5 separate regions of the Homo sapiens genome follow, and regions 1, 2, 4 and 5 are each linked to region 3. Evidence: read pairs that join two places in POLR2A ChIA-PET (ENCODE). Cell type or tissue: CD4-positive, alpha-beta T cell. All regions are shown on one strand. Each heading gives the region's core, and the rest is flanking DNA. Links, peaks and the distances in the headings are about the cores only. Region 1 overlaps UXS1 (UDP-glucuronate decarboxylase 1). Region 2 overlaps NCK2 (NCK adaptor protein 2). Region 3 overlaps UXS1 (UDP-glucuronate decarboxylase 1). Region 4 overlaps LOC105373530 (a long non-coding RNA gene). Region 5 overlaps LOC105373530 (a long non-coding RNA gene).

What was found. Peaks named below come from ENCODE experiments on the same cell type or tissue, not always from the same donor. Only the 100,000 strongest peaks of a DNase experiment are listed, where the experiment ranks them.
Region 1: POLR2A ChIA-PET joins it to region 3 with 40 read pairs; 6 of 35 experiments call an interaction of 5 or more read pairs at or near these places.
Region 2: POLR2A ChIA-PET joins it to region 3 with 14 read pairs; 9 of 35 experiments call an interaction of 5 or more read pairs at or near these places.
Region 4: POLR2A ChIA-PET joins it to region 3 with 15 read pairs; 6 of 35 experiments call an interaction of 5 or more read pairs at or near these places.
Region 5: POLR2A ChIA-PET joins it to region 3 with 30 read pairs; 6 of 35 experiments call an interaction of 5 or more read pairs at or near these places.

The regions. Positions count from the first base shown.
Region 1 is chr2:106,157,205-106,163,405 of GRCh38, reverse strand. It overlaps UXS1 (UDP-glucuronate decarboxylase 1), which reads left to right. Exons shown (of 15, transcript NM_001253875.2): 5 at 5,288-5,348. Among named protein-coding and RNA genes, the nearest start is that of UXS1, 34 kb to the left of the region's middle. RefSeq lists enhancers at 2,069-2,158, 2,169-2,228. In CD4-positive, alpha-beta T cell, for the core only: no CTCF peak of the experiment used is centred there; DNase peaks (open chromatin) are centred at 2,325, 2,695, 3,025, 3,395 and 1 weaker place; H3K4me3 peaks cover 3,365 bases; H3K27ac peaks cover 4,000 bases.
Region 2 is chr2:105,752,739-105,758,939 of GRCh38, reverse strand. All of the region lies in intron 1 of NCK2 (NCK adaptor protein 2), which reads right to left. Among named protein-coding and RNA genes, the nearest start is that of NCK2, 11 kb to the right of the region's middle. In CD4-positive, alpha-beta T cell, for the core only: no CTCF peak of the experiment used is centred there; DNase peaks (open chromatin) are centred at 1,219, 2,859 and 4,689; H3K4me3 peaks cover 1,382 bases; H3K27ac peaks cover 3,826 bases.
Region 3 is chr2:106,092,560-106,098,760 of GRCh38, reverse strand. UXS1 (UDP-glucuronate decarboxylase 1) reads left to right here. Exons shown (of 15, transcript NM_001253875.2): 13 at 1-45; 14 at 1,940-2,043; 15 at 4,604-5,450. The coding sequence ends at 4,735. Among named protein-coding and RNA genes, the nearest start is that of ECRG4, 30 kb to the right of the region's middle. RefSeq lists enhancers at 725-1,396, 1,397-2,069. In CD4-positive, alpha-beta T cell, for the core only: a CTCF peak has its summit at 2,946; DNase peaks (open chromatin) are centred at 1,870, 2,800, 4,030, 4,470 and 1 weaker place; H3K4me3 peaks cover 3,230 bases; H3K27ac peaks cover 3,664 bases.
Region 4 is chr2:105,931,016-105,937,216 of GRCh38, reverse strand. All of the region lies in intron 1 of LOC105373530 (a long non-coding RNA gene), which reads left to right. Among named protein-coding and RNA genes, the nearest start is that of ECRG4, 130 kb to the left of the region's middle. In CD4-positive, alpha-beta T cell, for the core only: no CTCF peak of the experiment used is centred there; DNase peaks (open chromatin) are centred at 1,936 and 2,496; H3K4me3 peaks cover 1,241 bases; H3K27ac peaks cover 3,438 bases.
Region 5 is chr2:105,924,590-105,930,790 of GRCh38, reverse strand. LOC105373530 (a long non-coding RNA gene) reads left to right here. Exons shown (of 3, transcript XR_923142.3): 2 at 414-613; 3 at 1,807-2,703. Among named protein-coding and RNA genes, the nearest start is that of ECRG4, 140 kb to the left of the region's middle. In CD4-positive, alpha-beta T cell, for the core only: no CTCF peak of the experiment used is centred there; DNase peaks (open chromatin) are centred at 3,300 and 3,920; H3K27ac peaks cover 2,653 bases.

The DNA of each region.
Region 1 (6,201 bases), core at 1,327-5,326, 64 kb before region 3:
CCTTGAACTTCTGCATATATTGATCAGTGGGATAGAATTCCAAAATAGGAGGACAATCCAGTGGGCCTGAAATGTACCATATGCAAACACCACAAAATAAGGATGTGGAGCCTATGGTGTGTCATGTGTAGTCATTTAGCTGCTTTTGTCACCAGAGTTCATGAGGAGGTTTCCAGAATTTAGTCCAGGTGAAGTGAGAGGGCAGAAGAATTATGTAATATGATAGAAATGTTTATTTGAGTCAGATTTCGGAGAGAACCCCTCCTCACCCTTTGGGACACTATTGCCCTCAGGTTCTCTCTCAGGCACTCCCGAGGCCGCTGAGCCTCAGCCTCCAGGACTTTCCTCTTGCACGTACTGTATGTGGAAAACTATCTAGAGTAGCAGTTGAATCTTCAGAAATTTTAGAAAGAAAAATGACAGCATTTATTAAAGTTGATGTGATTTTTTCCCCTTATTGGGATGAGTTTGGACGATGTGTGTCAGCATTGAATGAGCCTTTTATCAAGTCCAGAACAAAAATGAAAAAATGAAGAGCAGTTTTCCTTTGATTTTCATTAAATGATCGAAGGGAAATACGACTGGAGAAGAGTCATTAAACAAAATGTGTCATTCACTTGATTCTTATCCTCAACTGAGCAGTCAAGCAAACTGTTAATTTCAGCACTTATCAGAACAAAAGTTGTCAGTAATTTTTAACAGATTCCTTAGTAATATAAGGTTGTTACTTGTGCTTTAAATTTTTTTTGCCATGATTCTGTGCTTTAGTTATGCAGCTTGTAATATTTCCTTGGATGGGAGCCAGAAAATCTGCCTTTGATAAGACAGCAGAATTGAGAGATCTTAATTGAAGCTTTTTTTTTCTTTTTAGAAAAATTGGAACAATAAGAAATAACCCACCACACATTTTCTATATTGGTCTAAAAACTTGTCCACCAGTGATTATTTTCTTTAGACAATAGAATTTATTTATGAAAAGAAAAATGTCTCAATTCGATAACTTCCCTAAGGCAATAGCTTACAAACAAGAGCTCTCAACATGTGAGAATTATGCAATCTCTTTGATACTTTTGTGATATCTTTGAGTGTGTGCTTTTAAACTGGATGGAGAAGCACAAATAAGAATTCAATCCTAAGAATTTACTAATAATTTATTCTTGTCAACCTGTGAAACCGCCTTGAAAATAGTGGCAAAGGGCAAACATTTGCCTCTCGGGCTGCTTGCAGGTGACTCATTCTGGAATGGTTCCGTCCTTCAGGTTGGTCAGCAAGTCAGGTGATCCGCGTGCCTGCATTACTGTGTCAGAAGGTCAAGCGTAGGCCTGGCTAAAAAAGCGTGACGGTGGAAATTGATGGAACTCCGTCTAGCTTACTTTTCCTGACTCAGTGTGTGATAAAGATGATCAAACAACCATCTTGACACTGACAAGATAAGAATGTAACTGGAAATAGGTTTACTTGACGTGCTTGTCACTTTGAGCAAAGTGGCCCCCAAGAACTAAAGATATTTTTGGAAGTTACAGGTTATATTTGTACAGGGAAAGAAAGAAGACAGTGTCATTCTAGAATCCTGAGTAAATGGATTGTATGTGGGCTTTTTCTCTTTTACCACACTCCCATTGCTTAATACTTTGATTATATGCCATTTGTTTAATTTTAACTCTGTATCTTTAAATGTTCTTTGAATAGATGGCAAATGATAATTTAAATTCTAAGTAAGAATACTGCTTACTGGCTAAACAGTAAGTTTAATCTGGAATGGCATAAAATATTAATGATTAGTAAAGGACTAATTTGGGGTTGTAAGGAAAGATTTGTTACCTCATTCTGCCTCTGCTTGCTGGTTTCTCTCTCGCTTAGGAATGCAGGCCTCATGCCTCTGCTGCATTTTGCTGCTTAACCCCCAGTGCCTAGTGTAGAACGGAGCTTAATGGAAAGTTCCTGAATAAGTGGATGAGCCAGTACACTGGGTAGGATTTTCACCTGCTACAGGTCTTTAAGAAGCCTTGTGGGCCAGGCACGGTGTAATACCAGCACTTTGGGAAGCCTCGGCAGGCTGATGGCTTGAGCCCAGGAGTTCGAGCCCAGCCTGGGCAACATAATGAAACCTCATCTCTACAAGAAATACAAGGCTGCAGTGAGCTGTGATTATGCCGCTACACTCCATCTGGGGTGACAGAGTGTAAGACCTTGTCTCAAAAAAGGAAAAAAAAAAAAGGCCTTGTGCTCCTGCCCAGCCCTGAGTCAGTCCAGCAGGTGCTTGGGAGCACCCAGGCAGCTGGCTCAGCATGTGGCCCAGCCAACGGCACCCACATGGTCACTGCACTCTATCAGTCACTGTGCTCTGTCACCCATTACTGCAAGGAGGAAAACAGGATGACATGCATACTGAGGAGGACCCCACAGGCACTCTCCCCTTCCTGTTTTTCAGCTTTGTATGTGTGGCTTCTCGAAGAAGTGAGGAGTATAAGATAGTTTTTTAAAAGTTTAATTACTTGAGCGTATACATATGAAATCTAAAACTTGGCTGCTACATATTGAAGAAGAACAAAGCAAGAAACTCAACCTATTTTTCGTTTTTTAAATTAAAGGTTTCAGCACGCTGCATTTGAAGTATTTTTTAGTCCATCTTATGCCCGTCACTGCGTATGTCGGGCAACCATGCCTTTGCTTCAGTTCAATTTCTTTGAAGTACATTTCCTGTAATAAAACGGTTTGGCCGTTTCCTCTTGGTATAAGTAGCACACCACATTTCATTTTAAGCTTTCAGATAGGGACTATTCTAAGCTGACAGCTTGGATTAACATTTGTTTCCATGGCCCCGGATGCACACTCCACAGTCCTGCGCCTCCGCTCCTCACTGAATTGGTTTTCTCCCTGCACCGCGTTTTCCCATATGTAGCTATATTCCCATTCCCGAGCGGTCTTGACTCTAAAATCATATACACGGTAGAGAAGGAGCCCTGAAGGTGAGTGAGGGGAAGTCATGAGTCAGAGACGGCTCCAGCGTTTTCACGACAGACAGTTCGGAGGAGCCACGGTGCTTATGAGCAGTCGTGGGAAGGAAAGAGTCTCAGCTGTGCCACGGCACTGGGTGTGCCACTTGGGGACTGAGGCTGAAGACATGGATATCGTGAGCTCAGAGAAATGAGGACAATTGGAGCGGTGTGAGAGGTGCACACAAATAACTCTGAGATTTACAGTGCCGTCCCCTAGCTGAGTTGGTGAGGGAAGAAGAGGCGGAATGACAAGAAGTGTTACTTGGCAAACAAGACATCTGTGCCGCTCCCGCCAGTCTAACAGCATCGCTCCTGACTGAAGGCAGAACTTGCTCCTGCTCCCCAGCTGCATGGATGACTTTCCTGAGGCACTTCCTATGGGCGGCAAGTACTAAAGACGGTCGGTGAGCTCACAAGGGGGAGCCCCAGGGTTCCCACCCTTGCCCTCAGACTCTCCCATCTGATTTTGTAGTCTGCAAGGGGAACTTGAGCTTTTGAGACCCTGGAAGTTCTTAATGGGGGAATTCGTCTGCATTGTAATAGAAAGCCCTTTCACTCCAATTTAAGCACGCTCAGGGCTTTCTGGAGATGAGAAACCCCTGCTTCAGGGGCTTCTGTCTAATGACCCTTCATATTCCCTTCAGTTCAGCGACCATTAAGGAAGTGCATTCTGTATCCTAGTGCTGTGTCTGTGCTGGGGACAGGGCAGGGATGGAGACGGTGCCACCTGGCACAACACCTTTCCAATTAGTATAATGACCATAAAGCTGATGTCTCAGATTTTATTTAAAGCACTTTTGTTCCTAACTGAATAACTTTTAAAATGAATATTTCAGTTCTGTGTTTATTACCTCTCACTGGACGTTTTATATTCAGATCACACTGCCCTGCTCCTGGGACATCAGTGTGGGCTGGGGACCAGTGGCACCTTAGGGCAGCAAGAGGGTATCAAAAGATAAGTGAGACTTAGGGTCAGAGCAGATCCACAGAGACAGAAGATGCTGATGCTCAGTCGTTTTACCAGGGACGCTGGTCAGGAAGAGGATGCCGTGATTGTGAAAATTCCTGGAGCAGGAGACAAAGTTTCATTAATATCTCTTCTCGCTCTTGTGGAGCGGTCCTCATGCGTTGGGCCTGTGACTTCACGAAGCTGCTTTCTTCCACCTGGACCCTGATACAGTACCCAGAGAATGCCATGATTATAGCCCGGTGGGCTCTTCTTGCCGACTGCCCTGAGAAAACCAAGGCACTGAGAACAACAGGTGTTACAGCGAAGAGAGAGTTTAATCACAGGGCCAGCCACGTGTGAGAATGGGCGAGGTTTCTCAAATCTGCCTCCCTGAGAACTCGGCGGCTTGAGTTTTTAAGGGTAGTTTGGTGGGTGGGGGCCTGGGGAGCTGAAACGATTGGCTGGGTGTGAAATCATGGGGGTGTCTAAACTGTCTTCAGGCAGCTGAATCAATTCATGGAAGCCAAGTCTGAGGACCGGGTGACATCTCTTAGTCTGTCTGCCAAAATGCTAAATCTGAAAGATACCTCAAATACCGTTTCCTTAGGATTCACAATAGTGATGTTATCTGTAGAAGTTGTTGGAGAAGTTACAAATCTTGCGACCTCTGTTTGAGTGACCCTGGGGCAGGAAGCAACATATAGAAAAGCCAGCTAAGCTAAGCAGTTGGCAGGTCATTGTTTATGCTTATTCTTTAGCAAAGTTCAGACCCTACCATAACTCTAACCTCGGCTTAGGAATGTGGCTTCAATCTCGAAACAAGGAGGGGGGTCAGTTTTCCTTGCCTCATCGTTTAACTATAAATTCCTCTCCTAGTTATATTGGCCTCTGCACTAAAATAAGCAAAAACAATAAAAACAAAAATTGAGCCTGTGAGGTTAGATGGAGCCAGTCATATTAGATTTCTCTCATTATTACAATTCTGCAAAGGCAGTTTCACGGCCATCTCCCTCATGGTGTGGTTTTATCTGGACTAATAGAGGTAGTGCCTGCCCTGCTTTAGCAGCTGCTGGAAGCCGGTAGCTCCTTGCGCTTTTGCTTCTCAGAGATAGAATCTCAAGTCACGTCTTTAGCTTGATTCTAAACAAGGAGCAGGTTATATAGCTCTTGACCTCAAGTTAACTAGTGACTCCTTGGTTTCTCCAGCACTCATTCAAGAGTGGAGAGAAGAGCAAACAATAACAGTCCCAAAACCTGGCACATGCTTTGATGGTAGACAGAGAAAATATTCAAATGAGATGTTTGACTTTTTCCTTTTGAATCTCTTTATATTATACAGCTTTACCCAGAAATACCCACCAGTAAAGTTTTTATCAGAAAAGGATCGGAAAAGAATTTTGGTAAGTTTGCACACCTGAATAGTATTTGTAATATTAAGAAACTTTCTTTTTTCGTTGAGAGATAATTCACATATCATAGAATTCACGCTTCTCAAAGATACGATTCAGTGGCTTATAGTATGTCCACAGAGTTAGCACCGCATTCTGATTCCACAGTTTCTTCATCACCCCAAAAAAGAGTCCTGTACTCATTAGTAGTCACTTCCATTTCCCAGTCCCCTCCCGCCAGCTCTGGGAAACCACTAAAACTACTCTCTATCTCTATGAATCTGCCTTTTTTGAACATTTCGTCTGAAAGAAATAATGTGATATTTGATCTGTCTTCAAGACTCAGCTGTAGCATCAATCAGTACACTTCATTCCTTTTCATGGCTAAACAATGCTCCATTGTATGGGTGTACCACATACTGTTTCCCTGTTTCTCAATTGATGGGTATTTGGAGTTGTTTCCACCTTGAGGCTATCGTGAATAATGCTGCTATGAATGCATGTGTGTAAGTTTTCGTGTGGACACAGGATTTTCATTCTTTTAGGTATACTTTGGAGTGGAATTACTGGATTGTATGGAAACCCTGTGTTTAACTTTTTGAGGAAGTATGAAATTTGAGAGCAGTGGTTTTTAACCTTTTCTAGCTCACAGACCACTTTGAAGAATACCCAGGGGTATCCTTGGCTAATAGTGCTCTTGTTAAACATCAGTATAAACTCACCAATGAAAGAAACCCTTTTAACTATTAGGTAACAAATTATGTCCAAAAAGATTTCATGTTGCATTTTTTTTAAAGTAACAGCTTTATTGGGATATAATTCACATACCATACAGTTCACCCTTAAAATGTATAATTCAGTAGTT
Region 2 (6,201 bases), core at 924-4,923, 340 kb after region 3:
GAATCACTAATAATGATTTTACTAGTTTTGAATGCTAGCATTAATTCAGTTTCAGATGTTAAACAAAGCTTAAATGTAAACCCTGAAATCAGTTCCAACCTTTGGAAAATAGTTTTGTAACAACTTACTGTCAGAGCAGTACAGTAATTTGGGTACTGGGTAGAAGTATCAGTCTTGACTACTGTGTAGAAGTCAAGAATTTCAAACACTGCATTTAAAAAATACAAAAACGGGACGGGCTCAGTGGCTCAAACCTGTCATCCCAGCACTTTGGGAGGCTGAGGCGGGTGGATCACAAGGTCAGGAGTTCAAGACCAGCCTGGCCAATATGGTGAAACCCCGTCTCTACTAAAAATACGAAAATTAGCCGGGCATGGTGGTACGCACCTGTAGTACCAGCTACTCGAGAGGCTGAGGCAGAAGAACTGCTTGAACCCGGGGACAGAGGTTGCAGTGAGCCGAGATCAAGCGACTGCACTCCAGCATGGGTGACAGAGCGAGACTCTGTCTCAAAAAAAAAAAAAAACAAAAACAACAAAAACAAACATCTACAATGGAGTAAGAAATAAACTAAATTTCCAAACACAGTTCAAATGAAACCATCAATAGGATAAAACAAACCTGTAAAATGTGTGCACAGGATTGATGTGCAATATTCATTACTAATCCAAGAGAAGTAATGTGATTCAATTACTTACATCTCTATATCAAATGTGATGGCATAATGGCTTTATGCCATTATCAATTAAAAAAAAATAAGGAAGTATTAGTGTGCTACCTGAGACCTGCATTCCACTCAAAGCGCCAAGTAGTTTAACTCATTTTTAAGAGATAAAGCTCTCAAGCAATAAACAACATGTAAGTAGAGTTCACATTACCTGAAAATTGACCCACAAATCATGTGTTCATCCTAAGCAAACTAACTGAGCTTCATCCAGGCCCTGGAATAATAACACCCACCCTGGCATGAGAGAATAGAGGTGCTTCACCCCAGCTGTGGTGGAGACCTGGCTTACAACTGGCATGTGGAATGTCTCAGCTCAGGTGACAATTCCAGTATCTGGGAGTTGCCTGTGCACTGAAGAGCTTCTGAGGATCTTGAAGAAAATATTATCCTCCAGAATGCTTCAAATGAATTCTGCCTGGCCTTGGGGGTTGGGTTAGAGGTTAGAGGGGGACTTCCCATATGTGCTTCCCCCACCCAGAGATGGCGAAAGTTATTTTCCATACTTGTTAATTAAGATTACAGTGGACTGTGAGCTTGTAAGATCTCCACACTGGTTTACAGGCTCCCCAAAGGCTGGTGTTTGTCTGGTTTGCTGTGGTTTTCCCACGGCACCCAGCACAGTGCCTGGCCCATGGCTGGTCCTATGTAGGTATGAACTGCAGGTACACAACTGAGTGAAAACATAGCCAGGAGAACAGTCTGACCTGTCGGTGGCAGGATGAACAACGTAGCCTTTCTACATCTCTGCACCCATATACTTCCAGCCCTCCTAACTACACTCAGAGAAAAGCAACAGCAACATCAATTTACACATAGATCAGTTCATCCCATGCCACTTTGAAGAAAAAAAAATCCCTAATAATCAAGGACCTGTCCCATCTCAATTTTAACACAGCGAAAGTTGGGGCTATAAAAGGTTGTGAAAGTACATTACAGGCAACCCCTAGTTTCACAGAAGACAAAACAGAGGTCAGGAGAGTTTAAAACTTCGCTATGCAATTTTAGCCAAATTAGTAGCAAAGGAAAAGGAGACTCATCTCTATTCCTCGTAAGAATCAAGATTGTTGAAGTTCAGATTTACATGAGCCATTAATAAAGTTCAGAATGGGGCCAGGCGCGGTGGCTCACACTTGTAATCCCAGCACTCTGGGAGGCCGAGGCAGGCAGATCACCCGAGGTCAGGAGTTCAAGACCAACCTGACCAACATGAAGAAACCCCATCTCTACTAAAAATACAAAATCAGCCGGGCATGGTGGTGTATGCCTGTAATCCCAGCTACTCGGGAGGCTGACGCAGGAGAATCACTTGAACCCAGGAGGGGGGAGGTTGTGATGAGCCAAGATCGTGCCATTGCACTCCAGCCTGGGTGACAAGAGCGAAACTCCGTCTCAAAAAATAAAAAGTTCAGAATGATACTGTTTGAATCCAGCTCCCATTGTAATGGAAAGCCAAGCAGTCACTGCGTGAAGGCAAATGTTTTGAGGGACGAGGGGACTTCAATAACATCAATACAAAGCCAGAATGAAGTCCAGGACCTGCTGCTCTGGAGCTGGGCCATCCCACATACCACACTGCTTGGGCCTGACATTCCCCCATGGCCACTCACCACAGGACCCCAGTGGGCCAGTCAGTGTGCCCTGGTGAGGGACCCACACTTTCCTCATCTAAAAAAGGGATAATTAACAACACTGGCCTCCCTCTACCTGACAAAGTTAGAATCAAATGATACAAGGTGTGCAAGTAATAAGAGAAACACACATCGTTCCAAAGTTGCAACTTCAGAACTTTCCAGTCTGTGCAAAGAATTACTATTAATTTCTCACAGGTCTTTCTCAGTCCATATGAGATAGGATGACTGAAGAAAGGGAAAGATTGATTGTACTTTTAACTATCTCCACCAAGGAAAGCTCAAAATTATGCAAAGTGATGATTTCGTGTTTATCCTAGAAACAGCACAGGAAGAGAGGGGTAAGAAACAACAAAGTCAAAAGGAAGAATAATGGAACAGGAAATAATTTAAACAAAGCAGACAGTGAGAAGACCAAGGGAACTTCTAACTGACAGCTCTCTTCATCTCTAGGCTGATCCTACTTGATCAAGTAAGGGCCTGTTTTAAAGAAAAAAAGAACATTCAGACAGCAACGTCATATGCTAGGCCAGGTAACAGGCAGCTTTGCAGACACTGGAAGTCAGCGACTAACAGCCAGATTAGAATTTCCCCTTTCCTTTTCCCTTCGTAAGGTCTAATTTGTGATATTTTTAGTCTCTCTCCCCTGAGGAGTTTATTTTAGAACTATACAAAGAAGGAAATTAAACATTCAAAAGCTAACATATGTGACCAGCTCAAAAATTATCAGGCTGAACCTAGAATCCTATGAACCTTAGTAACAACAAAGACAAATTTTCTTCTGTAGACAATCACCAACGTAAGGCTTCTGAGCTAAGAAAACAGATGTCTTTGATTAGGCAAAACTGCCCCAGCTGAGAACCACGAATTTATAGGCATGGGTTCGGGTCTCAATGAAGTCTCTCAAAATACTAACATTTAAAAAGGTATTCGTGTACCTGCACAAGTAAATTGTTTCTACTTCCCAATCTAGGTCTAATAACTAATACGATCTAAAATGAATGAGAAGCCACACGCATGAACGTGCAATGTGTTGAAAACATATTTTCTTCCTTACACATGGAACCCTCACCAACCGGAGGCACTCATGAAAGGAGAACCTACTTCTTATGGAAGACGGAATCGGCTGCACCCACTGGGATGGCTGAGGGATGAGGTGCTCGGCACAATCAAGTTAAGAAGCAACAAATTCAACACTAGACACCTAATCTATAGGTGATCAATCAACTGAACTTTAGTTCTACCCAGCAAAGCTTCAAAATGAAAATCACAACAGCACGATGTCTGACACCCTCCTCCTTTTTTAAAAAAGATGATAATGCCACCATTTCTTCACAGTTACCGCTGGGTCTTGTCTACCGAACCATGTAAAATAGACCTAGTAAGGAAACTACGAAAAGGGAACTGAAGCAAGACAGATGGCTTAATTTAAGGGAAGAGAACCTTCTAAATCCAAGCTAGGAAGCTCCTAAGAAGACAATAACAGAAGCACATAAAAGAAAAGTCATATGAGGGCAGTAACAAAGACAGATGGGAAACACACACACTATTAAGATAAATGGTGTTCAGGGCGGGAGAGACGGGGTGAGGGGAGTCACACACAAAAAAGTGAGGGGAGAACCAGAAGAATGGAAAGAAAGAATGGAAATGGCTGGAAAAAAAAAATCTGTTTCTATAACCATCTTGCTAGATTCTGCAACCAAGGTTGTTTCACTTTTTTTTAATCGTTTGATGAAAATTCACTCTTCACCTATATTAAATTTCCCAAAAACTGTCTCAAAATAACTCCCTGAATCCCTTGTTATTTCTTGGTCTCTTAAAAATATTCAAGTAGCTTGTGCTTTTTATGTCAATGTCTCCAAGCTGGCTTCCATCATGCAGAGCAGTTTAAAAAAAAAAAAAAAAAGTTGTTGGGGGAGCTGCTTTCTTACCAATGCAGCAGCTCCCCCCAACCTCCCACAGACACACACAAACAGGAATACAAGCTTTTAAAGTGATTGTCCTTAAAATGAAGACAGCTGATGAGAGGGAAAGCATGAAAGAGACAGCAACTGCTCTCCTCTCCTGTAGCCAGGCTCATAAGTGACATAATTAAAATATTTGTTGACTTGCAGACATCCTTAAACACGCAACCAAAATTCTTAAGATATTAAATGGGAGACATAACCGTTAAGGAAAATCGAAGGAGACATTGATGGACTTTGTCCTCTAAGATGGGCATGGGCGTCTTTCTAGGCATCTCCCTGTGATCTCACCACTTTCTAACTTACTTTTCACTTCTCACTTCCTGGCTGCCCCCACCATTGCTGGGAAATTAAGCATGTTGAAGTAAACAATTCTTTGCCACCACATATCCTGGAACCTGCTACGTGTAGAAGTGGCCACATGAGAGGTAGTGTGACTGCAAATCTAAACCTGTGAGTTGAAAGAAACTGCCCAAATTGCAGCCCCTCTGAAACTTGGAACATGCAGGAGCTTCTCCCAACAGAGACGCCAGACTCACCGTCCTATCTCAGTCCCATCTGCTCCAGGGAGGGCTGCTCAACACTCTGATGGCCCCAGTGGCCCTCCTAACACAAAAGGGTAGGTTCGAGAAGCTGGCACAGACAACTCACTTGGAAGAGCAGCCAGTGTCAGAGTTCCCATCAGGACCTGTAGCAGCAGTCTCCCAAGAATCTACATTTGGACTTGACCTGGCCTCTCTCACAACCTCAGAAGCAGATTTCAAAGCCACCTTGGAATTCTTCAAGACCTTCCCAGATGTCATAAAAGCACAAAGGAAAAGGATTTGGTATGTCCTGCTACAAGGTTTTCAGCAAGAACCTACCTGCCTACCTTCACTTCAACAACAGCAACTCATTAAGGAAAAACAGAAGCAGCAAAAATGGCCTTGTGCAAGCTATTCCAACAGCACAAAAGTCCGGGGGCCACTTGGAAGAGTGAGAAGACACACACTCCTGTTTTCTCAGCCCCCAGTGTGGAGGAGACAAGGGTGGGGACCCACCACACAGCTACTGATGAAGAGGCACATCACACAGGCATTTACAATGGCACCTGCATGACCACTTGAGCTAATACACTGTGACTACAACAGAAAATACTCCCCCTCATCCAGTGCCACTGCAGTTCCCTCCAGCAGCGGTTCTCCCCAGGGAATGCTGGTGTTTCCTGCAGAATTGGAGACTTGGGCAGGTGGAGGACCACCAGCCTACGGAACATAGCAAGGGGGCTGGGGGAGAGGAGCAGCCAGGCCAATGGTCCTCAGTGATGACCATCCAAGGCTTCCCCTCCTCCAAGGTACCAGTTATTCATTAGGCCCTTCCAAAGTCCAGGGCCTTCCCCAACCACTTGGCTGATAAGGCGTTCCCAGAATGAACCTGTATGCAAGCTACACTCCCTATCAATGATTTTCCATCAATGTTTCTCAAATCTTACACCATAATAAAAGTTTACAGTTCTGTTTTATGTATTTTCAGATACATCTTAATGAAGGGATGGTGGCTAGCTTGGTCAGAGTCTAGCTGTGGAACCTAAGACATGGCAGCCTCAGTGCCTCCCTTTCCTTAGCGATGAAGATACAAACAGAAAGTACCACACGTTCTGTTGGTGAGGACTCAATGAGTTATTACATGGAAAGTGCTTAGAACAGTGATTACAATGTGTGTGTGTGTGTCTGTGTCCGTGTGGGAGAGAAGCTAATGTTCACTTTAAAAATACATGATTTTAGCTTGTACTTAACATGTTATCAGAAATATGAATACTACAGATGACTGGATAAAGAAAATAGACTATTCAGCCATAAAAAAACAATGAAATCATATCTTTTGCAGCAACACAGATGGAACT
Region 3 (6,201 bases), core at 1,039-5,038:
AACACACAATCCTAGAATTTGCTCAGTTAATTAAAAACCTTGTTGGTAAGTAGGATAAGTCATTTCCTGAGTAAAATCGACTGTGCCTGCCCTATCTGTTAATAACACCTTGACTAGAAAGTGGGTAATTAATACAAGCTAATTGAATTGGATCAAAGCAGAACTTTTTATCAGGAATACTTAAGTGTTTTCTAATTTTTAAGGAATAGAAAGATAAAGGAGGGCAGGATTGGTTTCTCCTCAGTTTTCGTTGCAGGTTTGCATGAAGTGGGAGGGAGGAGGAGATTTGCTCCCAGTGTTTGAGGCACGATTGTATTAGATCATCCTACATGGGTGACAACTATTGGATTTCCGAACTGGTCATGTCAAGCATAGAATTTCAGACAGCAAGAGACAGCAACCACCAGCTGCGTGCTTCAGGCAGGTTTGAAATTCTGTTTGCAATTCTGGTTATCCTGGCTGCCACCCACTGGGGGCAGTGTAGCATTGGGAGCACCCCATCAAGGTGGACTCTTAGGCCATGAGAAGGTCAGGTCTTCCAGACCAGCCCTGGATTGCAGACATAGAGTGGATGAGCCCTTGGCCTCATCTTCAGACTTCCTGGAGCTCTGAGGAGTCAGACTCTTGGAGGGTGTCTGTTGTCTGGGGTTGATCCTGAAATTTGAGTGAAGTCACAACCAGACTAGACTGGCAGGTAGGCCAAGGAGGAGTATGCCACAGTGTGTCCTGAGGTGACCATTCAGACCCCGCTTGGCTGGGTTAATTCCTCCAGTGTGCCCTTCCTGGCATCAGGCTGCCATTCATCGGCATTGGTCTAATCGACCCGGATGGCTGGAATCCTCCCGTTGCTCGTGGCAGTAGAAGCAGCGGTCTTCCTCAGACATAGCCTGCATCATCTGTGGCTCCCACAGCTGCTCCGATGCACTTCCCAGCTTTTCCATCCTGAATCTGTGTGTTCCTCCTGCGTGAGGAAGGGGCAGGCTCAGATCACAGCTCTGTGCCATCCACTCCTTCACACCCTCACTGCACAGAGTGAGGCCCGTGGGCCAACGCAGCAGCAGCATCATCAGATGTGTGTTAGAAATTCAGACTCTCATGCCCTAGCCCAGGCCCCCAGATCAGGATCTGCCTGTTGACAGGCTCTTCAGGTGATCCGTGCGTGCTGACGCTTGAGAAACACTATTTGAAACCTAAGGCTGGGGGGAGGGGCGTGCAGCTTCCCTGCTGTGCTTCTGTATATAGCTTTGTGACAGACCATCCTGAACCACCTGTGGTGGTGATTCGCTGCAGAGTCTGCAATGTGGCCTCCATGACACGGAGGCAGGGAAAGCCTCCACAGGCTTTCTTCTGCAGGTCTGGCCCACAGTCACTGGTGGGGCTGTGTACTGCTGGCCAGTGGGGCCTGGGCCCAGCAAGGATGTGGAACAGGCCAGCCTTTGCCGTCCTCCGAGAGGTCCCTCCAGCTGGGTGGCTGCACATCTTGGGTCTCAGGGCTGTCTAGGCTCCGAGCACCCAGGTATGGCCCACTTGGGGCATCCACCTCAGGGATGGCCCCACACCACGTTTGTGGTCTCACACCGGGGTCATGCTCGGTGGGCACGTCTGCACTTGTTACCTGGTGTGGGTGGTCTGCCTTGGAGCAACCCTCTTGTAGTGGGCGGTAACTCAGGCCTGTTGAGACAGAATAACCTGCCCCCCACCGAGCTCTTGCTGGGCGCCTGCACACAGTCAGCTTGGCCACAGCAGTTGCAGGAGCACTCCCTGGACTTCCACGCAGAACAGTCCCTCGGGAGCTCCGGGGCTTCTCAGAGAACTGCATTTCCACCGCCTGCACCCTATTCACACCACATATGGGGTTTGCCTTTGATGTGGATGGTAAGGCTGTGCTTACCCATGCTTTGTGATTCTCTCCTACCTTTTTTTTCTTTAAACATCTCAGGTAGCGGAAGTGAAATTCAGTTTCTCTCCGAAGCCCAGGATGACCCACAGAAAAGAAAACCAGACATCAAAAAAGCAAAGCTGATGCTGGGGTGGGAGCCCGTGGTAAGTGCAGGGAGTTAATGCTGCCTTGTGGGGAGGGGCCTCCCGTGTCCTGTGTCTGCTGTCCTGTAGGCACTGACCCTTGTCAGACAGCCCCCGGAGGAGCAAGGTGGGCTCGGCATCCAGGCAGATAGAGGGTTTTCTCCAAGTGGTAAACAGCCTCTCCTGTATCAGGAGTCTCAGAGAATGTTACCTGGGAAGCGGCTGGAAGCCCCTGCTCTGGGCTCTGTTTTCGTAAAATCTCTCATGCACACACACATTCTTACATTCTCTCATACACATACACTGCCATACAAACACTTGTACACACATATACTCACACTGTCTCCCACACACTCACACTGTCATATATACACTGTCATACAAACACACTTAATACAAGTATACTCACACACACTCATTTTCACACATACATATACATTCACACTATCATACACATTCTCACATTCACTCACATGCGCACACTCACTGATCCACACTCACATTCACACATACACTCCCTCTCCCACATACATACACACACACACACACACACACCCCTGACTGTGAACGCTGTGCCAAGGGCGCTGGCAGCACACGCTCAGAGCCCTGCGTAGCCCCAGTTGCCTGCCTATTGAGTGTGCGGGGCCAGGTCAGGGGCAAGTGGTCCCCATCAGCCCCGCAGTGGAGCCCCTGGTTGGAAGCGTGCGAGACTGAAGGGTGTGGAGGAAGGGGAACTGCATGCCTTCCTGTTGTCTTCAGTGTGTCTACTGAAGGGGGCAGGGTGGGGCGGCTGCTGCCTCCCTGGGGCTGAGCCTGAACCCCGCCTGCTTCTGCTCTGCCGCCTGCTGTGCCCTTCCTGCCTTGGGTGACTGCAGGCTCCTCCCCGCCAGAGAACGCTCGTCCTCAGGGCTGCCTGTGTCCTTCAGAGACCACCTGTGTAGGGAGGTTGGCTGGGTTGGCCCCATCTATAGAAGCAAGCCCACCTCATTTACTGTCACCTCTGCCTGGCTGTTCCCTCTTTGCCCACCCTCATGTGCCCCACTGAAATTCGGGCTCCCCTCGGGCAGAGGCGTGTAGTGTAGCCCTGTGTCCAGCAGGAGCCCGGCACCTGTCAGACCTGACACACACTGGGTGCTCAACAAATGTAGGAGCATCTTGGCATGGCCCTTGGGTTGTGGCGCAGTCAGAGAGTCAGGGACGCAGTTGAGAGCTCAGTTTACCTTTTTAAAATGTGCATAGTCAGAGCTGAGTGAGTAGAATCCTAGAATATTGAACTTCAAAGGGACATGAGAGTTCCAGCCTGATCCTTATTTCATTCTGTCATGTACAAGTCTACGTAATCTGCTAAAAACTGCAGAAATTTGTTGAGTGAAATAAAAATACAATTACACCCAGACTTCACAAAATCGAATAATCCCAAGCTGTGCAAAACAGGTTATAGCAGCCTAGGTTTCTTGTTTTTTTGAAGCTTTGTAAGGGGCCATTGGTCCCTTTGTAAGGAGAGCCTATATTTTTAAACAAAATATTTTTTGAAGATTTAAATATACATTCACTATGTATTAACTATTGCTTTTTATGTGAGGTGTGTGTATGCTCAGTATCTTTATCTTTCTGGAATTTAGACCTATAATATTCTAACATTCTTGGAATGTGAGCCATCTACCACTGGTTTCTCTTCTAGTAGTAGTTTTAATTTATAATAAATTTTTGAGGGATATGATCCAAAGAAACTTACAGGCATTATCCATCTTAATTGTCCCAAGTGTGTGTGTTTAACAGCTTGTTGAGATATAATTGGCAAACTGCACACTGCCCATATTTAGAAGATACAATTTGATAAGTTTTCATCTATTTTGACACCTGTGAAACCATCGCTGCAGTCAAGCTGACAGACCTTCTCCCCCAGTGGTGCCCCAGCACCCCTTAGCAGTGCCTCCCTTCACCTTTTCTCTTTCTGCTGTTAATCAGCAGTTGATCTGGCTGGTTTCCTGTTGGCTGCAAAGCAGCTTCAGATGAAGGTTGCTTTCTGTGGTGTGGGCTGCCGTGGGTCCCCTCTCAGACTCAGCCTCTTAGTATGGTGGGGGTGCAAGTGGGCCATGATCCGCTAGGCAGTGCAAAGGGTTGATGTCACGTGGGAGAATCAGGCGTGTTGATCAGATGCAGATCACCTTCCCAAAGCATCTTCCCGCCACTCCAAGGTGGATTTCTTCTGAAAGAATGGGGCACATGGGCATTATCTGAAAAACAATCTTGCCAGCCGATTCAAACTGGAGTAGACATTATACCAGCAAGAGGTAGTCGGGGTCTTTTGTGAGGTGGAGCTCACTTTACGTCAGTAAGAGTGACACTTGTCAGCTCCACAGTACATTCTGAAAGCGGCCCTGAAGGACTTCTGGCTTCTCTCGGTGGGCCGTGATGCTGGATGCTGTCACAACCAAAGCATGGTTCTGTGAGTGTTCCTCTGAAGGAGGCCTGACTGGCTGCAAGGTGGCACTTCCTTCCTGCAAGGTGGCACTTCCTTCCTGCGATGCCCTTCTGTCAATGTGACCTTGTCTCCCTTTCTTGCTTTCCCTTTAAACAGGTCCCGCTGGAGGAAGGTTTAAACAAAGCAATTCACTACTTCCGTAAAGAACTCGAGTACCAGGCAAATAATCAGTACATCCCCAAACCAAAGCCTGCCAGAATAAAGAAAGGACGGACTCGCCACAGCTGAACTCCTCACTTTTAGGACACAAGACTACCATTGTACACTTGATGGGATGTATTTTTGGCTTTTTTTTGTTGTCGTTTAAAGAAAGACTTTAACAGGTGTCATGAAGAACAAACTGGAATTTCATTCTGAAGCTTGCTTTAATGAAATGGATGTGCCTAAAAGCTCCCCTCAAAAAACTGCAGATTTTGCCTTGCACTTTTTGAATCTCTCTTTTTATGTAAAATAGCGTAGATGCATCTCTGCGTATTTTCAAGTTTTTTTATCTTGCTGTGAGAGCATATGTTGTGACTGTCGTTGACAGTTTTATTTACTGGTTTCTTTGTGAAGCTGAAAAGGAACATTAAGCGGGACAAAAAATGCCGATTTTATTTATGAAAGTGGGTACTTAATAAATGAGTCGTTATACTATGCATAAAGAAAAATCCTAGCAGTATTGTCAGGTGGTGGTGCGCCGGCATTGATTTTAGGGCAGATAAAAGAATTCTGTGTGAGAGCTTTATGTTTCTCTTTTAATTCAGAGTTTTTCCAAGGTCTACTTTTGAGTTGCAAACTTGACTTTGAAATATTCCTGTTGGTCATGATCAAGGATATTTGAAATCACTACTGTGTTTTGCTGCGTATCTGGGGCGGGGGCAGGTTGGGGGGCACAAAGTTAACATATTCTTGGTTAACCATGGTTAAATATGCTATTTTAATAAATTATTGAAACTCACCAGTCATGGACTTCCAGTTTTAAAGGTTGTCTTTCTGCTTCGGCATGGCACTTGTTGGAGTGCTAAGGAAAATATTGGAGAATTTATTTTAAAAGAAAATTCTGAAAACATTCAGGTTTGTGCACTATATAATTTGATATGTAGCTATTGAAAGCATTTATATGCTACTTGGGCTGAGTGTATGCATATAATTTTCACTGCCATGTAAAGTTTTCAGATCTTAGCCAGGGTTAGAATCAGTTTTGTGCCCTTCCTTGGCAACACAGACCAGATGGAGAAAAAAAAGGTGCAAATTGTCCCCTCTGGAGAGATCTGTGAACTAGGCTTATTGAGTGAAAACTCTGAGAGCTTTTGTTTTCAATAAGAACCCTTTCAAGGTTTAGTGTTAGCATTTTGTTTTTCCTCTTAATAAATGGAAGAACAATGCGGTAAGTTAAAGCTCCACATTTTCCAAGTAGATTGGCTCCGCGTGACAACACAAACCTGAGCAGGCGCTGAAGATTGGCTCCGCGTGACAACAACACAAACCTGAGCAGGCGCTGAGAGGATAAAGATTTCTATGTATCAGAAGCATTTAAAAATGAGAGATCCTAAGATACCTAACCAGTGTAAGCTAGACTTGCCTGTGCTTGTACAACCACCTTGGGATTCTTCTTAATTGGACATATTTTTGGAATCCCAGTCTTGGGCAGGGCAGAGGACGATGTGGTTTTGTTTCTTTGTCATGCTAAATTCTCCAGAACATTCTGGAAC
Region 4 (6,201 bases), core at 845-4,844, 160 kb after region 3:
CTAAGCTACCAGTTAGTTGGGTCACCCGGCCTTGAAGAAGTCTGGGCAGATCCCATTCATAAGTGTGACTCAATAAGAAAAATGGCTAGGTTAATGGGACAACAAGGTGGGGCTGTGAGCAGAAAGGTAGGTGTGTGTGTGAGTGTGTGTGTGTGTATGCGTGAGAAAGGCTATGTGAGTAGAGGTGTGCGTGTCTGTGCAAGTGTGTAAAAATGTGTTTATGAGTTAGTGTGTATGTGTTGAGTAGAGGTGTGTGTATATGTGTATGTGTGTTGGGTAGGGGTGTGTGCAGTAGGTGTCTGAGTGTATGGATGTATGTGTGTTGGTAGGGGTGTGAGTGTATGTGTGCTGGGTAGCGGTGTGTGTGTGTTGGGTAGGGGTGTGTGTATGGATGTGTGTTTGTGTTGGGTAGGGGTGTGTGTATGGATGTGTGTTTGTGTTGGGTAGGGGTGTGGGTGTGTGTGTGTTGGGTAGGGGTGTGGGTGTATGTGTGTGTGGTGAGTAGGAGTGTTTGTGTGTGAGTGTGTGTGTGTGTTGGGTAGGGGTGTGTGTATGGATGTTTGTTGGGTAGAGCTGGATTTATGTGGATATGTGTGTGTGTTGGGCAGGTGTGTGAGCGTATGAATGTGTGCATGCTGGGTAGGGGTGTGAGTGTATGGATGTGTGTGTTGAGTAGGGCTCTGTGTAGATGTATGCATGTTGGGTAGGTGTATATGTGGATGTGTGTGTGTTAGGTAGGGCTCTGTGTAGATGTGAGTGTGTGTTGGGTAGGTGTGTGAGTGTGTGGATGTGTGTGTGGTAGGTAAGGCTGTGCTTATGTGGATGTGTGTTGGGTAGGGGTGTGTGTGTACGGATGTATGTGTTTTGGGTGGCGGTGTGTGTGTGGATGTTTGTGTGTTGGGTAGGGCTGTGTTTATGTGGCCGTGTGTTGGGTAGGGGTGTGTGTGTATGGATGTGTGTGTGGTGGGTAGGGCTGTGTTTATGTGGGTGTGTGTTGGGTAGGGACATGTGTGTATGGGTGTTTGTGTGTTGGGTAGGAGTATGTATGGATGTATGTGTGTTAGGTAGGGGTGTGAGTGTGTGGATGTTTGTGTGTTGGGTAGGGCTGTGTTTATGTGGCTATGTGTTGGGTAGGGATGTGTGTGTATGGGTGTTTGTGTGTTGGGTAGGGCTGTGTTTATGTGGATGTGTGTTGGGTAGCGGTATATGTGTGTGGATGTTTGTGTTGGGTAGGGCTGTGCTTATGTGGATGTGTGTTGGGTAGGGGTGTGTGTTTATGGATGTTTGTGTGTTGGGTAGGGGTGTGAGTGTGTGGATGTTTATGTGTTGGGTAGGGCTGTGTTTATGTGGATGTGTGTTGGGTAGGGGTGTGTGTGTGTGGATGTGTGTGTGTAGTGGGTAGGAGTTTGTGTGTGTATGTGTGGTGGGTAGGAGTGTGTTTGTGACATATGTGTGAGTGTGTGTGCTGAGTGGAGCGTCCGAACAGAACACTTACAAGGAGCATGTGCATGATTACATCTGGAAGTGAATATTCAGAATGAAACCTCCCTTTCCATTCTTTGGTAGCTGAACTTCCCAAGAAAGGTATCCTGTAATAGAGCCCCTCAACTCTGAATATCCAGCTTTCTAATCAGCAAGAAAAATAAAATCCTGTCGTCTGCCTGGGGTCACAGGGATTTACTTTGCAAGTAGACACACACTCCTTTCCCCAGTCAACTAAAGATTTGAGGTGGCAAGGATAACAGGGTTGGGTTTCTCTACCTTGACTCTCTGGGATCTCACTGGGCATGTAGTGAGGTGGGAAAAGGTATGAAACCCACTTCAGGAGACCAGAAACTGGCAGTCGCACTACAGATGGAGTCCTCAGGGCAGACAGGGGAAGCTTTAGAAGTTATTTTGACAGGCTTGACGAATGCAAATTATATTAAGAGCTTAGCTATATGATAGGTTGGTCAGGGAGGGAGAATTTTTTGTTTTTTCAAGTACAAGGAACTCTAAGCTCAGAGGAACAGATGTGTAACTAAGAGTTACACTTAACCCATTTAGCAGTCATTTCCTGAGCACTTGTAAAGTGATTTGCTTTTAGGTTAGAAAGATGCTGTGTATTGATCTCAGGAAGAAAATCGGACTCAGGCTAGGTTCTAAGTTTATTCAGATAACTAAGAGATCCAGGGGCATTTTAAAACATCATGGTTGGCATGCTAATTACTTAAACAACTTTCTAATTGTCCTATTGTTTTTGAGCAGCCTTTCTAGCTTTTAACATTTCTTATCCAGCTGTATTATATTTAAAATGTTTTAAAGGTATTCTGTCTTTTCTCATAGTCTTAAAAGACTTCTTTGTTATTTCAAATGGAGTTTGGCAGAAAGATTTGTTTCCCTCTAGGCTGATTTCATTTATCTAAAGTTGGCCGAGAAAATCGTCCCCTTGCTGAAAGCACGCCTTCAACGGGTTAACCCTGAGGTTGACTTTTCAGTCATAAGGTTGCAGATTCTCCTTTGATCTCACTGCAAGCAGCAATTTTACCCAGCTTGGCAAGTCACAGGCCTGGGCGTCAGGAGGTCCAGAGCTCAGCTGCAATTTCTCTGCTAAGGATCCCTAGCAGACATGCCCTTGGGAGCCTTTCCTTAGTGCCAATGTTTCCGTGCTCTGTGTGGCAGGCAACAGGCAAGGCGACAGCCCTAGATTCATTTAGTTCAGCTGTGAAACTTCCAGAGTGCCCAAGTGATATAGGAGTTAATAAGAAAGTACTTAAGCAGATAGTGAGGGTACAGAAGTCCTCAGTAAGGTTTTCCTTTTAGTGAAAAGCAGCCCCCAAATCATTTTATTTTCTAACAAATAGCAGCCTGTAAAATCGAGCTGCAGACATAGACAAGCAAGCTAGAAGCTTGCATGGGTGAATGCTGGCAGTTGGGCCAATAGAAAAAGGCTACCTGTGCCTAGGCATGATCAAAATGGTGGCTCTACCTTCTCTTCTCTTTTCCAGCCATGTGTATAGTAAGGAGCAGACAAGATGGCACTGTCCAAGTGGCAGTTCCACTTACATAATAAGATTAGGGTGGGGCAACCAGCCTTCCCTCCCCAGGTAAACGTCACACCTGGTCAAACCAATCTGGGGGCCTTATGTAAATCAGACACCGCCTCCTCAAGCCTGCAGTCCACTGTGGGCTGGCTTTTCCCTTTCAGATACCTCTTTCTCACAAGAGAGAGCTGCTCTCTCTCTCTCCTTTCTTCTGCCTATTAAATGTTCTGCTCCTTAACCCACCCACATGTGTTCGTATCCTTAATCTTCTTGGCGTGAGACAACAAACCCCTGGTATTTACCCCAGACAATGATGCTGCTTCACAAACAGCACCTAGTGGAGTTCTTAGATCTTGCAATACCACCTTCTGACCCTGACACCTTTGGTTTTCTTAATGGAAAAGACCAGCTCCAGAAGTGGGGGCCCCAGGAGGTGAGACCCAGTAGCCTGATGATGATTTCTGTGCGGGGACATTAATGACTTTGTTGGATGAGCTGAAAATTTCTGAAATTTATCCAGGGGTCCCTACTTTCCCCTTAACTCCTGATTATGGATCTATCATTCGTGAGTTCATCTAGAGTTGTAAAACCGAAAGGGATCTAGGAGCACATCCAACTGGTCATATCGCTTATTGAAGACACGAAAGCTGTGGCCACCCAGAGGCAAAGACGCTGCCCCTTTTCTCTTTTCTGGCCCCTTACTGGTCTCAGGGTCTGCACCCAACCTGGAGTTACCAGCACTTTTCCACAACTTGAAACTGTCATCTCTTTGTGCTTCTGCCTCTTTGACCTGTTGGAATAAGAAAGCCTTGAGTTGTTCTACCAGCTTCTTAGAGTGTTAACTGTCTTGCCCAAAGCTGTGTTGCTGGAGGATCAAGAGCTTCTCCCTTTAGAATTCCCAGACTGGAGGGGCAGACATGATTGCCGGCCACCTCCATTGCAGAGAGTAAGCTTTACAAGGGAGGTTCTGGAGTCTGGGTGCTCCAGCTATTGTATCCTGAGTACCAAGCACATCACTTGGCACAAGGCGGTCTTTCAATTAGTGCAGTCTTCTAGAGTAAGGAACAAATGAAGTCCAATCACTCCCATTGGCATTCCTTCTCAGGAATATTTCCTAATCTTCTCAGAATGTCTCCAAGTCCAGGGAAGAAGAATGGTTGTTTTGTTGCCACCAAGTAAATCTGTCTGTCCTTTCTGCTCATTGTGCTGACCTCTGTCTCCAAAGAGAGAATAGGGCACCACTGGAAGCACAGAATTCAGTGCACTGGATCCACTCACGCTGAGTCCTGCCAAGGCTAATGCCTCAAGTCTTCCTTATTTCCCTTTGAGCAGGTCATTGTGTGTGGCCAATCCTTCCTTGTTCTTCTGCAGCTTTTGCACCCACGTGACCCTGGCCCCAGTGAAATGGGTCTTCTGGAGCTGTCTTGTACTGACTGCCCTGCGTGTGAGCAGGATCAGGCCTCCAAAACACATAATCTTGTTCTTGCAGCTTTGTTATTTTTTTTAAGGGTTGGTGAACTTGGCTTTGCTTTTCAGTGTCATTCCCATGGAACTTCAGAGAACAGAAGCTTTTTAAAGCACACACTTCCTGGCCAGGCGTGGTGGCTCACGCCTCTAATCCCAGCACTTTGGGAGGCTGAGGCGGTCGGATCACAAGGTCAGGAGATTGAGACCATCCTGGCTAACACGGTGAAACCCTGTCTCTACTAAAAATAGAAAAAAATTAGCCGGGCGTGGTGGTGGGCACCTGTAATCCCAGCTACTCAGGAGGCTGAGGCAGGAGAATGGCATAAACCTGGGAGGTGGAGCTTGCAGTGAGCTGAGATGGCACCACTGCACTCCAGCCTGGGCGACAGAGCGAGACTCCGTCTCAAAAGAAAAAACACATACTTCCTTTGGTGACATCAGTAGGTTGCCTAGGTCCATGAGGACAGCAGCCACCACTGGGGGGGACATCTGCCACCACCCGGAGCCCAACTCAAGCCCAATGGGCAATGGGAAGGAGGTGGGCAGAACCAGATGCTGGCCAGGTTGGCCATGTGGCCTTTTCCTTTTTCCTCTTTCAGAAGGAGAAAAACCAAGGTCCACTTTTTTTGCCACATACTCATGGGACAGAGGGGGTTTTTTCCTTTGGGAAGAAGTCTAAACAATGAAGTGGGGCGTGGGGCCAGCTTTATCACCTGAGGAAGTAACCAGGTTCTTTTTTCTCCCCTCCCTGCAATTTAGCAGATAGGTGGGTCTCTTGGCCTGTGGCTCCTTCTTTACCCAGCAAGTCTCCCTCCCCAGAGATGAGGATCCCTGTAATTACCTGAGGTGAGGTCCTAGCACGGGATCTTGGAAGCCTCCCTACACACCTACAGTTCTGCCTCAAGGTCACTTTGTGGATTCAGAGCCCTGAGATATATTCCTTGTATCAAATACATATTGAATTTCAAAGACTTACTAAAAAAAAAACCCTCAATAATAATTTTTATATTGAATATATGTTGAAATAAAAATTTGTAGTGTATCAAATTAAATGAAATATATTATTAAATTAATTTCAAATATTTCTTTTTACTTTTTCTTCCCCCCAAGACCGAGTCTTGCTCTGTCACCCAGGCTGGAATGCAGTGGGCCATCTCAGCTCACTGCAATCTCCACCTCCCGGGTTCAAGTGATTCTCATGCTTCAGGCTCCTGTGTAGCTGGGACTACAGGTGCACACCACCACACCTGGCTAATTTTTGTATTTTTAGTAGAGATGGGTTTTCACCATGTTTGCCAGGCTGGTCTTGAACTCCTGACCTCATGATCTGCCCACCTCGACCTCCCAAAGTGCTGGAATTACAGGCATGAGCCACCGTGCCTGGCCTCTTTTTACTTTTATTAGTAGGAAATTTAGAATTACATCTTGGCTTGCATTATTTTCTATTGAATCAGCACTGCTCTGGAAAGAGACCTAAGATCCCCTTTCACAGTTTTTCTTTTCTTTTTGTTTTTGAGACAGAGTTTCCCTCTGTTGCCCAGACTGGAGTGCAGTGGCGCGATCTTGGCTCACTGCAACCTCCACCTCCCAGGTTCAAGAGATTCTCATGCCTTAGCCTCCCGAGTAGCTGGGATTACAGGTGCATGCCACCACACCTGGCTAATTTTTGTATTTTTAGTAGAGACGGAGTTTCGCTATGTTGGCCAGGCTG
Region 5 (6,201 bases), core at 1,446-5,445, 170 kb after region 3:
TGCCTCCCATAGTGGCCCCTCACAAACGGACTCCTGAAACTGCCTGGAGAGGTTCTGCATCATGGACCCCCTCCTCCCCAGACAGAGGCCCCACAGCAAGTTTTGTTTTCCAGGAGGGCATTCCTCAGTGTACTCTATGGTGTAAACTGCAAAATGGTGTTGGCCAGCTTGTAACACGCTGGGCTGACCCAAGTCAGATTTCTTTGTTGCAGGAATGCTCAGAGCATGTGTATATTAATAAATATTGTGACTCCCTGAGAGCAAAACACTTTGTATGACTTCTAAAGTTGTTGAGGACAAGCTCCTTCTGCCTTTTTTGAGCACCTGCAGCGAAGATACATTGAAAGCGACTCTTATTTTTGCACTTCTACTAAAGGTCCTCTCCCTCCTCTGCCCTGACCTTGTCCCTCAAGGTCCTCTCCCTCCCTTGTCCCCACACCACCTCCCAGGTCCTCTCCCTCTCTAGAAGAAATGGTCCAAGTTACAAGGCAGACACTACTGAAGCTCCAGAGAAGTCTCAGTAGCTTCTAGTTTCTGGCATTTTGGTCACTGGCATTTGGCAAAATGGCCCTTGATTTAACCATAAAAGAGGAATTTGCTGATACTCAACCAGGTGAGACTATTTTTCTCTGCCTAGTTTTGATATTCTGCCCTCCAGACTGCAGAAGAACTTAATTGCCCTCTGATTTATATGATCATAGAAGATCTCAAAATACACACACACACACACACACACACACACACACACACACACACACACACATATATATATATATATATAATGTATGTACTGAGAGTAAGAGAGAGAGCCTTATATCAATGCCTAATTCATTTAACTCTGGGGAACAAATATAATCAATTTCCAACAGACAGCTCTAAGATTTGTGAAGTGTTGGATGAAGGACCTTATTCAATAATCATTTATATTGTTTTATATCCAAGCTTCAAACCTCCAAGAAGGTGGGGGTTCTGGAAGAAAGGCTGCCTTTGGCCAGGCTGCAGGAAGCTGCCAGGAAGCTGGGGCTGAGGCATGGCTGGAAGAGGGCCAGAAAACTCATTTGCTCCACTCCATCTTGCTAACATTGGCTGCTGTTATGTTTCATTATAGCCCCACATCCTGCTCATCTCTGCACCTTTGAGATGCCTCCCACATCCTCGATTCAGGTCACACTGAGGCTTACTGCTTCTGCAACCAGCTTCTATCACCAGCTTCCCACACCTGGCCCACCTTTTGAAAACAAAACAGGTCGGGAGCAGTGGCTCACACCAGTAACCCCAGCATTTTGGGAGGCCAAGGCAGGAGGATCGCTTGAGCCCAGGAGTTGGAGACCAGACTGGGCAATATAGCAAGACCCTCTCTCTACATAAAATTTTAAAAACTAGCTGGGCATGGTGACATGTGCCTATAGTCCCAGCTACTTGGGAAGCCGAGGTAGGAAGATCACTTGAGTCCAGGAGATTGAGGCTGCAGTGAGCCATGATGGCACCACTGCACTCCAGCCTGGGCAAAAGAGGGAGACCCTGTTTCGAAACAAAAACAAAAACACAAAGAGATTTCACCTATAGGAGGTAGGTCTTGACATCTCGGGCATATTCTTCCTCTATGCTCAGCCTTTTGGTTCCATCCTCACTTAACCATCATTTATTACACAGAGCAGCCTCACTGTGTGGCAATGTCTGCTTCTACTGGGTCTGCACATGTAAAGGAAATCAGTGGGCTTAGAATTTAAAAATAAAAAGCTCTGGCCTCATTTGGTTGAATTAATTATGCCTTTTCATTTGTTTGAATCTTCATGACAACTAAAGTCCGCCCCGACTAGTTGTGGACGATGTCTGCCAGCTGCCTACAGAATCCACCCTTTTCCTTTGGAATTCCCTCCTTCTCCTGACGCTGACAATACCCTTGCCCTTCAGAGGACCTGCCTTCCCACTCTCCATTGGACACTGTGGAACTTCTTGGCGTCCAGTCCCAAGGGCACAGCCACCGCAGGACTTCACGTCTGCCTGCCTGAGCAGGGCTGGTGTCTTATGAATGGCAGCTGAGACCCAGTTCAGGCTCACGACCTCATATCACAGGTCAGAAAACAAAAGAACAATTGAGTTCTTATGAAAACTTGCCAGATTTCCATACAAAAGTTTCCTTCTTGAAATCCCTTTTTTTTTTTTTTTTTTACTTTTCATCATAGAAATGAACTCAAAGGAAAATGACTAATCACCGACCTACTCAGAATCATTGGTCCCCGGCAAGCAAGGGTGATCCTGCATCAATCTATTAATTTTCATTTCCAGGGTTCTCAGATGTAAAACAAATGTTTGATGTAATCCGCAACACTGCTCTGTTATAATTAAACAACCTCCTACTGCCTAAATTGGCAAAGCACTCCATCGATCAGTGATAAATGTGGTCCTTGGGAGACTGCTTTTATGTTTGTTTCACTCATGGGAAAATGGCCACAACCCTTTTGTAAGATTCCTCGGCTGCTGCTCTCCCCAGGTTACAATCATAGTAACTGCTGCTTCTGGGATGCCTCGCTGTAATCCTCATGTTCAATGATGGCTCAATGGATATGTGCTTGAAGGAGAGTGAGTGATGGGGAGTCTACAGTTATGAATAAAATATATTCAAGTCAATAAACCCTTCCTGGGTTCCTTTGCCTCACCATTTTATGCACAATTTATGAAGCACCCTACACATACCAGGAGCTATTTGCAATGTTTAAGATGTGGGAGCCCCCATAATTCTAAATATGTCATGTATCATCTACTTTCCTCTTTGCAAAGTGGAGGGGTTGGATTCCTGCCAGGCCTGATAATATAGATCTGCTGTTCACACATAGCATATAGGAGGCCCTGATGACTTCCTACTCATCGCTTCCCTCATTGTCCAATTGTTGGGGCCATTGGGCTGCTGTATTCAGGCCAGCCCTTGCCCTAGATCCTAGGATCCAGCCAGACTTGAGGCAAGGAGACACACTGCTGTCAGTGTTCCATCACCCCTATGGTTAGGCCTCACTGGCTCTGCCACAGTTCAGACACCAAGGCTCCTGCCTTAGTTTTCTAAGAGATGTTCCCTACATTGCACCTGAATTCATCCAGTTCATTTTCACAGAATATACTTGACCTAGTTTAAGCAGAAAGGGATGTATCACAGGCTACTAAATGGCTTATGAAATCCTTGGAAAAGCTGAATAAATAGACCTTAGGGGGAGCCCCTAGAGCTACTCTCAAAGCTATCTAGCAGAACCTGGCCACATTTCCAACCAGGAAGCTGCCTGCAGAATCAGCAAACAGCCCCCACATCCGCTGGCTTCAGAACCACCCACCTCTGCTCTCCCCACACAAGTGAGCAGACATCTCAGCCCTGCCTTTCTGGCCACCTGACTGCTTGCAAATTAAATCTCTCCCATTTGCACCAGGAAGAGGGCCCTAGATGATGTCTAGAACTTTAGTTTCTGATGACTCTAAGGAATGAGATTTTTCACCTGCTCAGCCTCTGCAGTCTGGGAAAAACCAGAAGTGTGTTGGAAGTGACACTGAATGATCTGGCCCTCAGATTTGTCAGTTTCCCAAGCAGCAACTTGGCCCTTGCATATATTGATTTTTAAATTTCTGTAGTTTGCTCAATCACCCAGGGCTCTGGGAGCCCATTTCTATTGGCTGGAAACCCACTGGGAACCAGCTACCTGCTGACAAATTCCAATCCTATTACTATTTTGTATTGAATATTTACTCTGCACAGTTCCTAATTTTCTGCGAAATGCCTTTTCTCTTTACCACCCTTTGACACAGTTACTGCTCTGTAAACTGAAACACCACTTCTTATGGCCGCAGTTGTTTGTGCTACGAATAAGTAACTCCCTAAGCTCAGCCCATCAGATTTTCTCTCGAATCTGTGGGCTGGAAATCAAGATGGTTGAGAACAGCTCTTCTCCTAGTGGCGGAAGTGGTAAAAATAATCTCAGTGTGGGTGTGGTGGCTCACACCTGTAATCTCAGCACTTTGGGAGGCTGAGGTAGGGGGACCACTTTAGGCCTGGAGTTTGAGACCAGCCTGGGCAACACAGCAAGAACCCATCTCTACAAATAAAAAATTTGTTGGGCATGGTGGCATGTGCCTGTGGTCCCAGGTACTTGAGAGGATGAGGCAGGTGGATTGCTTGAGTCCAGGAGTTCAAGGCTACAGTGAGCTGTGATCACACCACTGCACTCCAGTCTGGGCAACAGAGTGAGATGCTGTTTCTAAAAAAAATAAAATAAAATATGTACAATTTTTTAAAAAGAATCTCAGGAGCTCTCAGGCGTAGATCTCTCAGGCGTCCAGCTCTCAGGATGCCTGGTCCTGTAAGGGCCTCCAAGAGTGGCTGGAGAGCGGGGCGTGATGCCTCTTGGGCCACCTTGCAAAGAGCTCACAAGTTCTGCCAGTGAAGATAGAACCATCTATCATGAGAGTAAAGAATCAGTGGATGAGAAGATGGAAATAAAGCCATGAATTGGAGAGGGTGTCCCAAGGCCATTTCCATCTCTGGTTTCAGCTTCTCCTGCATCCTTGCCGCATTCTAGTTTCAGGGCTCCATGAGGTATCTCCATGTCCTTGTTATGTTCCCATTTCTCTTATTTTGCTTTAGTTTGAGTTGGCCTCCTCTCACATGAAACAGGGAGTCCACAATACCATTGACCCTTGAACTACACGAGTTTGAATAGCATGGGTCCACTTATATATGGATTTTCTTTTACCTCTGCCACCCCTGAGACAGCAAGACCTATCCCTCCTTCCTCTTTCCCTCAGTGTACTCAACATGAAGATGATGAGGATGAAGACCTTCGTGATGATGCACTTCTATTTAAGGAATAGTAACTATATTTTCACTTTCTTATAATTTTCTTAATAACATTTTCTATTCTCCAGCTTACTTTATTGTAAGAATATAGTACATAATACATATAACATACAAAATATGGGTAATGCACTGTTTATGTTATTGGTAAAGTGTACAGAGCACCTGTGACATAAGTAAGTCCATCTTAGAAAAAGACTCCATCTTACATTTCAAAAGGCATCATGACAACAGGACCAGATGTTCCCCTAATCAATAGAGACAGCACCTGACTGTCTCTATGGCCAGAGCATAGCCAGACACACTCTTTATTATCAATCAGTCCTCGCCAGAGGACTCAAGGGCTACAAAACAGCAGGAGTCCACCAGCTGGACACCGCTGTTTTATGAAATACCATCCTGCTATCACTCGTGATCAGCATCTGGCATCTGTCACTGAGGGCTCTGTCCAAATCGAGGGCTCTCCCTTACAAGACGCTGCTGTGCACCTAGATCTGCCCAGGACCCTCTCCTTGTCCATGTCACTGTCCTTGGACTGATTAATTAACCGCTTTCCTATCCCCTTTTCTCTTGATGTTAAATGTTGCTCTGTTTGATGTGGAATGTTTAATCTATAACGTGTATATATTGATTAAGTATCCTACTAGGTATGGTTTGCGATATCAACTGACCTGTGGAGTGGCTTGAGCCTGTGAGCCTGTAGCCCTGACTCCTGAGGGAACGAAGTGGTACGGAGAATTGCCTCCTTGGGAACTCCATGCAGCCTGTGGCTTTTATGACTGAAATAGCATCAATAAAGGCCTGACCTTGGGGAAAGACACAAATGGGCATGGACCTGATTATGTCTGACCTTGTGTCTCTCCCAACAGTAAGGCTTCCAGTAAACACTAGGCTGTTAGTAGTTATGTTTTGGGGGAGTGAAAAGTTTTACTGGGATTTTCAACTGTGCAAGGGGTGAGTGCTCTTAACCTGCATGTTGTTTGAGGGTTAACCACAATGCATAGGTATTGAGTGATTTGAGGAGGACTCTTGGACCATTCTCACTGGCCTCCACATGGATGATTTCTCCTAATTTAAACACAGGCAAACTTCTCCCAACCTTGCTGATTCTTACAGCTCTTGCACTTTGCAGCACAACCTCAGTAGAAGCTCCTGTACTTCTGGCTCCAGTTTCTCTCCTCCCGCAGTCTCCTTAGCAGATTCCAATCAGGTTTCCCCTCCGCTCACCACCAACCTGCGTGTTGCTGAATTCAGTGGTCACTGCTCAGCCTCACTGTGGCTCGCCCTGCATCCCTGAAAGGTTTCCTTCATCTGCCTTCAGCTGGCCTCCCTTCCACTCCACCAGTGGCCCTTCCCAGTCTTTGCAA